Regions from separate parts of the Homo sapiens genome. Here all the other regions are linked to region 3. A link is an interaction called in ENCODE POLR2A ChIA-PET data of the cell type or tissue named here. Cell type or tissue: PC-9. All regions are shown on one strand.

Region 1 (4,000 bases), 140 kb after region 3:
ATGCACCCGCAACTCCAATCTTGCTCCACTCCCCTCTTCTCTTACATAATGCTGCTGGAGCTTAGTTCAGACGCTACATGCCTGGGGAAATCCTGCCCACCCTTGGGTTTAGCTCAAGTCTATTTGTTATGGGCTCCCTGTAGTTCATCCTTGCACTTATCACAGATAGCAACAGCACTTATTTTTCTGTATGTGAGACAAGAACATTGTTTTCCTGAAAGCAAAGGCCGTGTGTGTGCTGCTTCCCTTGGAAGCCCAACCCATAGCTCAGTGCCTGGCATATGGTGTATACTTGACAATTGTGTTTTGTCTGAATAAGAAAATAACTTGAATACAATTAGTAAAACTTGTAATGTGAAGTAAATATATTGAATAGTTAATAAAAACTAATATAGACTAACAACTGTATCAGGTACTAAAGAGAGTGACCAAATTATTTATTTATTGAAGTAATTATTTATTTTGTCTATTGGTTACATAGGAACTGAGTTTGTCAGCAAGCATACATAATCTACAAGCTAGTACAGTATAAAACAGTTGAAAATTGGTACCTAGGAATATATAAACATAAAAAGGAAAGGCCATGTCAAAAGCTAGAATAAATATTTAGACTAGAGTGTCCTATGAGGTTAATAAAATTGAGCTGTAAATTTGATTCTATGCTTGCCACGGGCCAAAACAAAAACGAAAATATGATCAGTTATGTGATGGTCATTGACCTGAGGGAAAAATCCCTCCAGTCTTCTAGAGAAAGAAGGCCGTTCATGGGATTTTTTTTTTTTTTTTTTTTTTTTCCTTTCTGAAAGACGTTTCTTTGAAGGGACAGCACTTATTTTCTCCATGGCTCCTTGAGCACGTTGGCAGCCTTCCAAAACCTGCAGCATTAGACGGTCAGAGATTCAGAGATTCTGTTTCCAGATTCTTTTCCTCTTCTGAAATTTCTGTCTCATTGCAGTTAAAAAAAAAAAAAGGAAAAAAAAAGCTTAAAGTGTGATCTTTCCCAGACCTGAGGTGGTAGCAGGTCGGGGGTATATCCAGGTCTTCCAGGCCCTAACCCTTTGGTGTGACAATATCCCCACAGACCCTGCTTTAGTACTGACTCTACACTTACCAGCTGCTGACCTGGAGCGAATCACTGAATCTTCCTCAATTTCTTTGTCTGCATGGGCCTGCTGATAACTCCTTCACAGGGTGGCTGAGAAGATGGATGTGATAACATCTATAGCTGCGCCTGGCAGAGCCCCATGCTCCATAAAATGGTTCTGTCTTCATACATTTCTTCTCCCCTCTCAGATTTGACATAAGGTCCCTGGAGAGACTGTGAGCAGTAGGTCCCTCTTATCCAGGGTTTTGCTTTCCAAGCTTTCAATTACCTGCAATCAACCAGAGTCCTAAAATAAGTGAGTATAGTAGAATAAAATATTTTGAGAGAAGAGAAAGAGACCACATTCACGTAACTTTTGTTAGAGTATATTGCTCTATTTTATTATTAGTTGTTATTGTTAATCTCTTACTGTACCTAATTTGTAAATTAACTTCATCACAGGTATGTATGTACAGAAAAAAAAAACCTAGTATATATAGGGTTCACTACTATTTGTGGTTTTAGACTCCACTGGGGGTCTTGGTACGTATCCCCTGTGAGTAACAGGGGACTACTCTATTTGAAAAACTCTTGTAGATGTATGAGCATGTGTATATTCTAAGGACTCAGAGAGAAGGGAGGCCCAATCTACTATTTTACCAAACAAAAGAGGGAAGAAATAATTGAATTTATTTCTGTTTATTAATAATTTTCTTCCTGAATTTTACTTTTTATATTTTTTAAATTTATTTTTACCTAAAGCAATCAAATCAGGAATGGTTTTGTAACCTCTAATCTTTTCACCTAATATGTAATGTGTATATAGAATTTAAAAGTATAGAGTATGTCACTTAAAAAAAATCCTTACTTTTGCAAATTAATGAGGCATTGCACCAGTGATTCATGCAAGTAAAAACAAAACAGGGAGTTGTGGGATTCATGGTCAAGAGTCAGGAATGATTTAGCCGTTGAATATATATTGGGGTTTCCCAGCTTTGCTACCTTTATACTGAGAAACTGAGCTTCCACTTAGCTGAACCTAATCACTGCTAGAGATTTTTCTTTCTATAAAATTCTCTAAATGCTTATTTGGTCTCTTGTGCCAAATTTCTGAATTAAAAAGCGTAGTAACTTCACTTATAACGTCTATGATTTCTGAGCAAATTATTCTTGTCTTTCTAACTCATTCAATGCAGATTTGTCCATCTGAGAAGGTCATGAGAAATGCGTACCTTCTTTAGAAGTCACCTTAGATATAGTGGTTTCTGTGACAAAGTCTCAGAGAGACAAAGTATATTGCCCAGTGGTTACCAGCACTGTCAACAGGTGGACATGTTTATTTGTACAGTAATTTTCTTTATATATACTTTTTTTCCCCGAAAGAAAGCATTCTGTTAGCACACCAGATCTAAATGTGGATACTCTGTATGTGTCTCATTATGGTTTTGTGGACAAAGGAACTAAAAACAATGGTAGTTTAATAACAAAGTAGCTTTGTTTCCTCTAGCAGTGTCAGAAATGTAGACTCTTTCTCTCAGGGGAAAAAAAAGGTACTAACTGTGTGGTTCTAATGTACTAGCAAAAATGTGTCTAGTGCGGAACGTTTTAACTGGTAAAAATGGAGTAGATTTATACACAGCAATCCAGGGTGCTTAATGCTGTTAAAAATATTTAGATTTAATAGTCCATAGATATTAAGTTAGAAAGGTTTTAATGACCAATATCCATAGAAGAGAGATATTGGCTTGCATAGTAGACTACTCTGTTTTGAACATGAGGCATTTCCCAGGATTTTGCAAATTTCTATCTTTAGGTGTTCTAGATTGGAGTAGTAACCTCAAAGGTGGCCACGGTAGGCAGCCCTCTGTGGCCTGTGAAATTCTCTTGCACAATCCTGCACTGGGACTGGCAAATCAACATTTCTAGCATTTTGACCATAACATAGCTTTTACAATAGTATCTACCTAGTGTCTGTAGCATGAGTAGTGAAGATAAGCATGCCATCTTCCTTTCATTGAATACTTACTCTGTTAGGTATGACTCGAAGTGCTTCAGCCATGTTATCTCATTTAACTCTCTGAGTTGATATGATTATTATTCCCATTTTACAGACAAGAAACTAAGGTCCAGAAAGTTTAAGTGACAGCTGGTATGTGTTGTGGAGCAGATTCTAATCAGAGGGTCTCTGGCTGTGGGGTCTCTTTTCTAAACTGCCACACATATTGTTCCTCAAAGATCTAATTGATAGTTACCTAAGTTACCTAATTATTAGCAGTACAGAAGGATGGCAGCTGGTGTTTCAGCCCTAGCTCTCCAGCCTATTTCCTAGGTGACCTTGGGCATGTTATTTATTCTTTGGCGTTGGTTTCCTTATCAGTCAAATATGGAGAGTTTAACTAGATGGTTTTTAAGATTCCCTTTGTCATCATATTGGGTGAGTCTGTGATTAATATGACTTATTAATTTGGGTGGTCTCGATAATTTGCGAATAGCAGTGGCTGTTGTGATCCCTTTTACAGACCTACATTTTATAAAGGACAAGGACAGTTGTTTCACAATAGCACAGGGTAACGCAGTATAAGAGCAAGCACCGTGCACTAGTCATCTGGTGACTTTCTGGAAGGAGGTCAGAATATCTAGGTAGTACCAGTTCATCTGGGCTGCTATTAATACAACAAAATGCCATAGACTGGGTGGCTATGGCATAAAAGTTTATGTCTCACAGTTCTGGAGGCTGGGAAGTCCAAGATCAAAGTGCTGGCAGATTTGAGGTCTAGTGAGGGCCCATTTCATGATTCATAAACAGCATCTTCTTGCTGAATCCACATGTGGTGGAAGAGGAGAACTCTGGTCTCTTTACAGTCTGATAAAAGCACTAATCCCATTCATGAGGTCTCCACCCTCATGACTTTATCA
Region 2 (4,000 bases), 220 kb before region 3:
AAAAGATCTTATTTTCATTTAACTGCTACAGCATGAGTCTTCATTCAGAGCAGAGCAGAGCATGAAAGAAAAGTAGGAAGAAGATTCGCAATTCATCTTTCATGTCTGATATGGTGGTGGGAAAAATAAAATAACAATCATGTGGGAATTTTACATCTAATCCTACTTTTAGATTTTAGGTATTGAACACTTGTGTAAATTTTAAATGCAGCCAAAATATATATACAAAGGGATAAAGGGCACATCTTTATATTTTTGGAGAAATAATGGAAGTGCTCAAACACATGCCTTTAATTACATTTTAATAGATCAAATTATTCTTTAATCAAATCCATTTGTTGTTTCAAAGAAGTAAAATAATTAAAACCATTGAATGGGACATCTTGCTATTTATAACACTAATTTATACTTTTAATTAACTTCAGAACATGTGGTTATTTTAGTTGGGCTCTGGAGTTTCCCTACCCTGCACTACTAGAAACCACCATTGACTACAGAATAGAAAATTCCAGCAAAGTACAAAGTGAATTCTTACTTTGATTTAGTCTTTCTTTTTTTGAGAAGGAGTCTCACTCTGTCGCTCTGTCGCCCAGGCTGGAGTGCAGTGACACAACCCGGCTCACTGCAGTCTCTGCCTCCCACGTTCAAGCAATTCTCTGCCTCAGCCTCCTGAGTAGCTGGGATTACAGGTGCCTATGACCACACCCAGCTAATTTTTGTATCTTTAGTAGAGATGGGGTTTCACCATGTTGGCCAGGCTGGTCTTGAACAACTGACCTCATGATCCACCCACCTCAGCCTCCCAAAGTGCTGGGATTACAGGTTTGAGCCACCGTGCCTGGCTTTTTGATATAGTCTCGTTTTGTATTTATTTGTTTTTAAAACCACGTGTAATTTTTAAATTGAGATTTACTTTTTTTCACTTTGCAGAACTATTAGTAATAGCTTTTTCAGGACCAAAGTACGAAGAAATTTGGGAAAGGACTGGTCTTTTTCTCATGCTCTGAAACCTTCAAGAATATAAAACTAAAGTATTACAGACTCCATTACGTTACTAATTGCTGGTAGCTGCTAAAATGTAACACTGTTTATGCTGATTTTCTGCAACCATGGAAAAAGTACTGACAAAAATAGGTTTTGCATAAGAAAAAAAAATAAAGTGTAGATTAGAAATGATTTATGCTACATATTCTCCTAGACCTGCATTGTCTAATATATAGCCACTAGCTTTATGTGGCTATTAAGCACTTGAAATGTAGTGATGGGGAAGAAAAACTTTTCCTCCATCTTCTTAAGTTAAATAAATTAAACTAACAAAAGACAGATTAATAAGAGAAAAGGCACACAATGTTTATTAATAGTTATGTGCATGGGAGTTCACATAATAGAAGTGAAACTCAAAGAAGCAGTTAGACTTGAGGGCTTATATACCATTTTAACAAAGAGAAAAGAGTTTGGGCTTCAAAGGATGGTAAATCATAGGGAAGTAACTACAAAATGATGAGAGAACCAATGGAAGGTAAAGGTTATTTTAGTAAGTTCTGTTTGTGCAAACTCATCTCAGTGTTGACTCCTCCTCTCCAATGATAATAGTCATTCTTCCTTTCCTGGCAGGGGAGGGTTGGAGAGGGGACCTGCACCAAGGGAAGTTTATGCTCTGATTTTAGGCAGATAAGGAGAGGGCAGAGACCTCCTTCCAGCGTCTGTTAATTCATAATTGCTTTCAGCTCAAAATAATCGTTTTGCCAAAGTGGCATATTTTGGGGTGGCTAATCTCCTTCAGTAGCAGGTCCAAATTGAGATGTGCTATAAGATTATAATACACACATAATTTTGAAGACTTAGTATGAAGACAAAAGAATATAAAATATCTCATTAATAATTTTTGTATTGGCTGAGTGTGGTGGCTCATACCTATGATCCCAGCACTTTGGAAGGTTGAGGCAGAAGGATCACTTGAGGTCAGGAGTTAGAGACCAGTCTGGGCAACATAGTGAGACCTCATCTCTACATAAAAATTTCTAAATAAAATAATTAAATAAAAAAATAATTAATAAAAAATTAAATTAAAAAGTTAAATAAGGCCAGGCACGGTGGCTCACACCTGTAATCCCAGCACTTTGTGAGGCCAAGGTGGGCGGATCACCTGAGGTTGGGAGTTCGAGACCAGCCTGATCAACATGGAGAAACCCCGTCTCTACTAAAAATACAAAATTAGCCAGGAGTGGTGGCTCATGCCTGTAATCCCAGCTACTCAGGAGGCTGAGGCAGGAGAATTGCTTGAACCCGGGGGGTGGAGGTTGCGGTGAGCTGAGATTGTGCTATTGCACTCCAGCCTAGGCAACAAGAGTGAAATTCCATTTCAAAAAAGAAAAGAAAAGTTGAATTAAAAAATTAGCCAGGATTGTGATGTGTGCCTGTGGTCCCAGCTATTCAGGAGGCTGAGACAGAAGGATCATTTGAGCCCAGGAGGTTGAGGTTACAGTGAGCTCCACTGCACTCCAGCCTGGGTGCCAGAGCAAGATCCCATCTCAAAATAATAATAATAATTTTTATATTGATTATGTATTGAAATTATACTTTTGATAAACTGAGCTAAATATGTATTATTAAATTAATTTTATCTGTTCCCACTTTTTAAAATGTGGTTACTATTACAACATTTAAAATAAAATGTGGCTCATATTATACTGCTGTGAGTCAGTGTTGTCCTGGATAGTAAATAAATGACTCAAGCAAAGAGTGTATTTGGTTTCTAGTAGGGTGGTCTTCATCATCAGGCAGACAGCAGATGTTAGCTAATTTACTAGAGCAATTGCAATTTAAACTCAGAAGTAATTTAAACAATACAGAGACCTCCTGGGATGCTTGGACAAGTGGAGAGTATTTTTGTTCTTGTATTTGTTATTTTAAACTTTCAATGATATATTGGTAGACTGAGGTGAAACTTTTCATATCCACTTCAAAGACAGCCCTCAGTTCTTTAGAATGTAAGATAAGAACAATAAATCTTGAGGTGAAATGATAGAAATAAGATCAATTTAAATAGTAGGGGGATCTGATGAAATGCAGTTAACTTAAGAGCATTCCCTGGTGTCCAACATCCATATAAAAAAGGTCACCATTTATGGAAATGCAAGGTAGTAAATATTACCTCCCAGGCATCAACCTAAGAATTGAGTGAGGGATTGAGATTACTAATAATTAAGACAAAAAGTATTATTTTGCACTAGCCCCCATCTGCTGATTCTCGGAGCTTTTCCGAATCTTTCTTGATGACTTAAGATGGCTGTGGGGATGACTGTGAATGAAACCTGAGGAATTTTTTTGCCCCACATTTTCTCTTGGTTTCTCAATCCTGTAAGGGCTCCCGGTCTTTTCCAGGGTATTTTAGGACCACAGATTGCCACCTATGACCTGCCTGTTCTACACCTGCTTCCTTGACTTTGGTGGAGTTGTCACTCCTCACAGCTGCTGCCTTCAGCAAAACACTCTCACCTTTGGGTGCCAAAAGCAGAGCAGTCCTGAGCTTCTACAGCAGCCTGTCCCCCTCTACTGAAAACTAGCAACTTTCTAGCTTCTTGTTTTATTGGGTTTTTTTTTTTTTATATTTATATTAACTTTATTCCTAACAGCCAGAAACAGGAAACAATACAAATGTCCATCTACTGGCGATAAACTAATAAACACACTGTGGTATATCCAAACAATAAAATACTCTCCACAAAAAGGAACAAACCACTGATAATATAACAGCAAAGGATGAATCTCAAAAGCACATGCCAAGGAAAAGAAGTCGGATGCAAAATACTGTGGTGGAATACTGTGCGGTTCCACTCAGGTGATGCTCTGGAAAAGGGAGAAGTACATGGATAGAAATCAGATCACTGGTCACCAGGAGCTCAGGCTGAGGGGAGGGGACTGACTCCAAAGGGTCACTAGGAGGCTTTCTGGGGTGATGGAAATGTTCTGAATCTTCACTGTAGTGGCTGGTGATTGC
Region 3 (4,000 bases):
TATACATGTAAGTCTGTGGTTGCTGGATTCATGGGACTAAAGGAATTTGAGAGGCCACCTCATCCTAGTCCACTGCTCACCTCCGAGGTTAGTTTATATCTAAACATTTGCAAGATGATTGTTAATGTAAAAATTTTTTTTAACCAGAAATTTCTTTATAAAATCTTCTCTTGCATAATCTATATTGTATTCTCCTGGACATAACTGCTTTCAGTCCCATCCAGATGCCATCTCTAGGAATTCACTTGAAGCTTGAAGTCTATTCTCCCCTTTTTCTCCCCTCCACCTCATTTATTCTTAGCTATTAACAATAGTTACTGTCCTCCAGATTTTCCTTTTTTTCTTCTATTAAATTTCTGACATTATTATAAAGAGGTTATTAGTCTCCATTCTAATAGTGCTTGCCTTGTACAAAAGCCTTTCTGCTGCACTTGTCTTTACTGCTTTGTTTGCATAGTGAAATTTCACCTTCCTCAAGGAATTACTGGGCACATGACTTGCCCAAACATTATCCTCTCTACCCCATTCTTCAGCTTAACAAAATCAGCTAAGGCTTCAGTTGTCTTGCAGCCAAATTTGATAAATTTACTACTTTCACTTTGCAAATTGCAAAAGGTACGATTCTGAAATGGAAGTTTGTGGACTTCCCTTTGATGCAATAATCTGACCCTAAGAACTAGTTCCTTGAATGTAGTTAATAGTATATATCCTGCCATGATAATAATTATTCAAACTGCCTTTCATGATAAAAATTCTGAAGAAATTTGAAGTCCTGCCAAATAAAATTAAGTGACTGTACTGTGCTAACACACACACACACACACACACACACCAATCAAAACCAGAAAGTATTTTTATGGCAAACACCATCATTCTTCAAAAAATAAAGTTAAGAGACAGATACCTTACTATGTCTATGAAAATCTGTACACTTCACAACAGGCCAAGAAAAGCCATGCAAAAGTGTTAACTGGTGAAAGCCAGATTTTTTTTTTCTTCCTATCTTAAAGTAATGGAATTTAGTCTTTGGGATTTTCTACTTCCACGTTAGAGTACTATATACCTGAGATGAGTTTGAGAATAGGAATTTTAAAACTGCTACTTAAATGTAGTCCCTATTTATTGCTTTGTATATTAAAAGAACAATCAAGCTTTGTATCTAAAGATTTATCATTATGTTTGAGGTAGGACTATAAAGCGGTTAAGACTGATTGACAGGCCATGAAGGAAAATTGGTTTCATTATTTTATGGATACAGAGTAAGATGCTGGAGTTCATATTGGACATAAGCAGTGGACATTGTTTTCCTTCTGATACTCCATTTATCTGATCATTCACCCTTTACAAATTAGCACCTTTCTTCACTCACACCTCTTACAAACCTGACGGAAGCATTAGAAGGTAATCTGGATGTCAGTATATATTTGTCAAGAAATTCCTCAGAGTTCAAATTTGTTGCAGTCATTATTCCTCTATACTGAGGATTTTCCTAGCTCAAAATTTCAAATTCTGAAACTTCTTTAAAATGCAAATTTCCTTCTAGCTTATCACTAGCTAAGTGTTACAAAACTTTGAATGAAATTATACCTTAAACCATAATCTTCTAAAAAGACATGCCACTTGTTTTAGGTCCCTAAATTTCAGAGGATTCTGCGGGCAATGTGAATAAAGATATTTTCTTGGTTTCCTGACTCTTGGTAAAGCAAGAAATTGCAGTTGTTATTTGTGCCATCCATGTTTTCTGTTGAAAAAAAGAAAAAAATACATAAATAGAGATTAGAATGTTAAGCTGACAATTTCTCACATATTTGGGCTAATATTTTCTGCTATATTTATTGACCAGCTCTTTAAAACTGAAGACTAATGAAACATTTGCATATGTTTCCCATTTTCTTTCTTACATCTAATATAAATACTTCTAATCTTACAGGAAAATGCAGATGGGCTAAATGAGTATGGTATGCATGTTGGATAACAGTTATGAGTAATCAAGAAACAATAGTCAATGATAACTCATTAGAAAAATGAGCACTGAGAATATATGTAGTTTGAAAGTGGCATTGCTGGAATTTCTATTCTCTGTGGAAACAAGTTCTTAACCTGTAGTATAACTTGAAAGAGACTGAGGGCAGTGACCCAGGAAATTGAATATTGCATTTGTTGTCTGGCCACATTGTAGATATGATGAAAGCCTACCAGGGGAAATACAAAAATAGAAACTTCTAAGACAGAGAAACCAGAGTCAGGCAGCTGCTCTTTCAACTCCATAGCTGTAAAAACAATGGCAGTTTTTCAAAGGTTGACAAGCTGACTTGACAGGGATCATTATTGCGCCAGGCCCTCCTTAAGCTAATATCCTATTATATGCACTTTGGAAACTGATTGGAGCATCTTAAAGGTTCATCATGCAATCCAAATCAATTCTTCCCCCATTTCCTACAGAAACTGTAGAACGCAGGCAGTTCTTGAGCTTCTGCAGGAGAACTCTGCAAGCGTGAGGAAATTGTTCCTCAACCCCGCAAGTGTGAGGAAATTGTTCCTCAACCCCACAAGTGTGAGGAAATTGTCAATACTGAGGCTTTTGAGCATTATATGGACTAGATGTACCCCTCCCCTCCTCCCAAATCTGCCCTTCCCAAGTGGGTGAGAGAAAAACACAAAACTTTCCATTCACTGTTACTTAAGACACTTGGGGGGAGCTTATGTAAACTCTGAAGAATCAAAGACCTACAAAATTAAAATACATACTTTGATGTTTTCCGTTTGGGCTTGTAATAAGAATGCTGCTATACACTGTCGATATCTGTTTTCGTGTTGTATAAGAAAAGCATTTCTCAGCCCAAAGACTAGAAAAAGATATTACAAAGACAAAAAGCCAAATCATTTCATATGAAATCCAAACAATTTCTTAGTACAAGAATCTGGGGTTTGTTTTCTATTTGGCTTGTTTCTGTTTTAACGAGGGTGGGAGGTTTATCTAGCTTATAATTTTTTTTTAAATTTTATTTCAATGCCAAGACCCCACCACTATGTCCAAATAAAGCCTACTCTACTATAAAAACCCTTTCTTCCTTAGCTAATGACTTCTGATACTTGATGAAATGCAACTAAGGCTTAGGTAATGGGGCCCCTGCTCGTAGAACAAGCTAAACATATGCGGTAGATTTTTTTGTGTATGAAAATATAGATAATAAAAATATACAAAACAATATAATATTTTCTTCTTTGTTCTTCACCACTCCTTTAAAAAATTTTATTTTTGTGTTTAAAGGGAAGTCACATCCAACCAAGGTTTATAAACAAATTAAGATGTGGCAAAAATACAAAACCACCTGAATACTTCAGGCCAAGAAAAGCCAAAAACCACTCAAAATCCAGCATCCACCAAACTGGGTGAAATGTAAAACAAAACAAAAAGAGACATTGGCATGGTTTCTGTGTTTGCAAAAGAAAGCCTGTTCTGTCATTTCCTAGCTGGCCTCAAAGAAAAGATAGTGGGAGAGCAGACTTCTTTTTCTAATATAGCAGGAGCGCTTAAAATGAAAGTCTCTTCTTTGAATTATTAATACAACACAGTCCTGAAGCTTACACATTCTTTTTTCTCTCTTTTTTTTTTTTTCTTGAGACGAAGTCTCTCACTGTCGCCCGGGCTGGAGTGCAGTGGCGGGATCTCGGCTCACTGTACCTCTGCCTCCCAGGTTCACATGGTTCTCCTGCTTCAGCCTCCTGAGTAGCTGGGATTACAGGCGCCCGCCACCACGCCTGGCTAATTTTTTTGTGTTTTTAGTCGAGACGGGGGTTTCACTTTGTTGGCCAGGCTGGTCTCGAACTCCTAACCTCATGATCCACCCAACCTCGGCGTCCCAAAGTGCTAGGATTATAGGCATGAGCCACCGCGCCCGCCCTATACATTCTTTCTATAGTCAGTGTTTAGAAACAAACAAACAAAAACAGGCCAGGGCTGTCTCCTGCCCACATCAAGTACTTCAGGAAAGAGAAA

What was found. Peaks named below come from ENCODE experiments on the same cell type or tissue, not always from the same donor. Only the 100,000 strongest peaks of a DNase experiment are listed, where the experiment ranks them.
Region 1: POLR2A ChIA-PET joins it to region 3 with 5 read pairs; 2 of 35 experiments call an interaction of 5 or more read pairs at or near these places.
Region 2: POLR2A ChIA-PET joins it to region 3 with 8 read pairs; 2 of 35 experiments call an interaction of 5 or more read pairs at or near these places.

What each region holds. Positions count from the first base shown.
Region 1 is chr12:92,626,692-92,630,691 of GRCh38, reverse strand. LOC105369905 (a long non-coding RNA gene) reads right to left here. Exons shown (of 3, transcript XR_945211.3): 2 at 1,112-1,373; 3 at 437-941. All of the region lies in intron 1 of LOC124902983 (a long non-coding RNA gene), which reads left to right. Among named protein-coding and RNA genes, the nearest start is that of PLEKHG7, 74 kb to the left of the region's middle. In PC-9, no CTCF peak of the experiment used is centred here; no DNase peak of the experiment used is centred here.
Region 2 is chr12:92,990,975-92,994,974 of GRCh38, reverse strand. The region is part of intron 1 of LINC02413 (long intergenic non-protein coding RNA 2413); the gene reads right to left. Among named protein-coding and RNA genes, the nearest start is that of LINC02413, 2.2 kb to the right of the region's middle. In PC-9, no CTCF peak of the experiment used is centred here; no DNase peak of the experiment used is centred here.
Region 3 is chr12:92,767,829-92,771,828 of GRCh38, reverse strand. It overlaps PLEKHG7 (pleckstrin homology and RhoGEF domain containing G7), which reads right to left. Exons shown (of 17, transcript NM_001377329.1): 16 at 2,749-2,846; 17 at 1-1,741. The coding sequence ends at 1,634. It overlaps EEA1 (early endosome antigen 1), which reads left to right. Exons shown (of 29, transcript NM_003566.4): 29 at 1-1,192. Among named protein-coding and RNA genes, the nearest start is that of PLEKHG7, 67 kb to the right of the region's middle. RefSeq lists a silencer at 2,390-2,590. In PC-9, no CTCF peak of the experiment used is centred here; a DNase peak (open chromatin) is centred at 2,158; H3K27ac peaks cover 414 bases.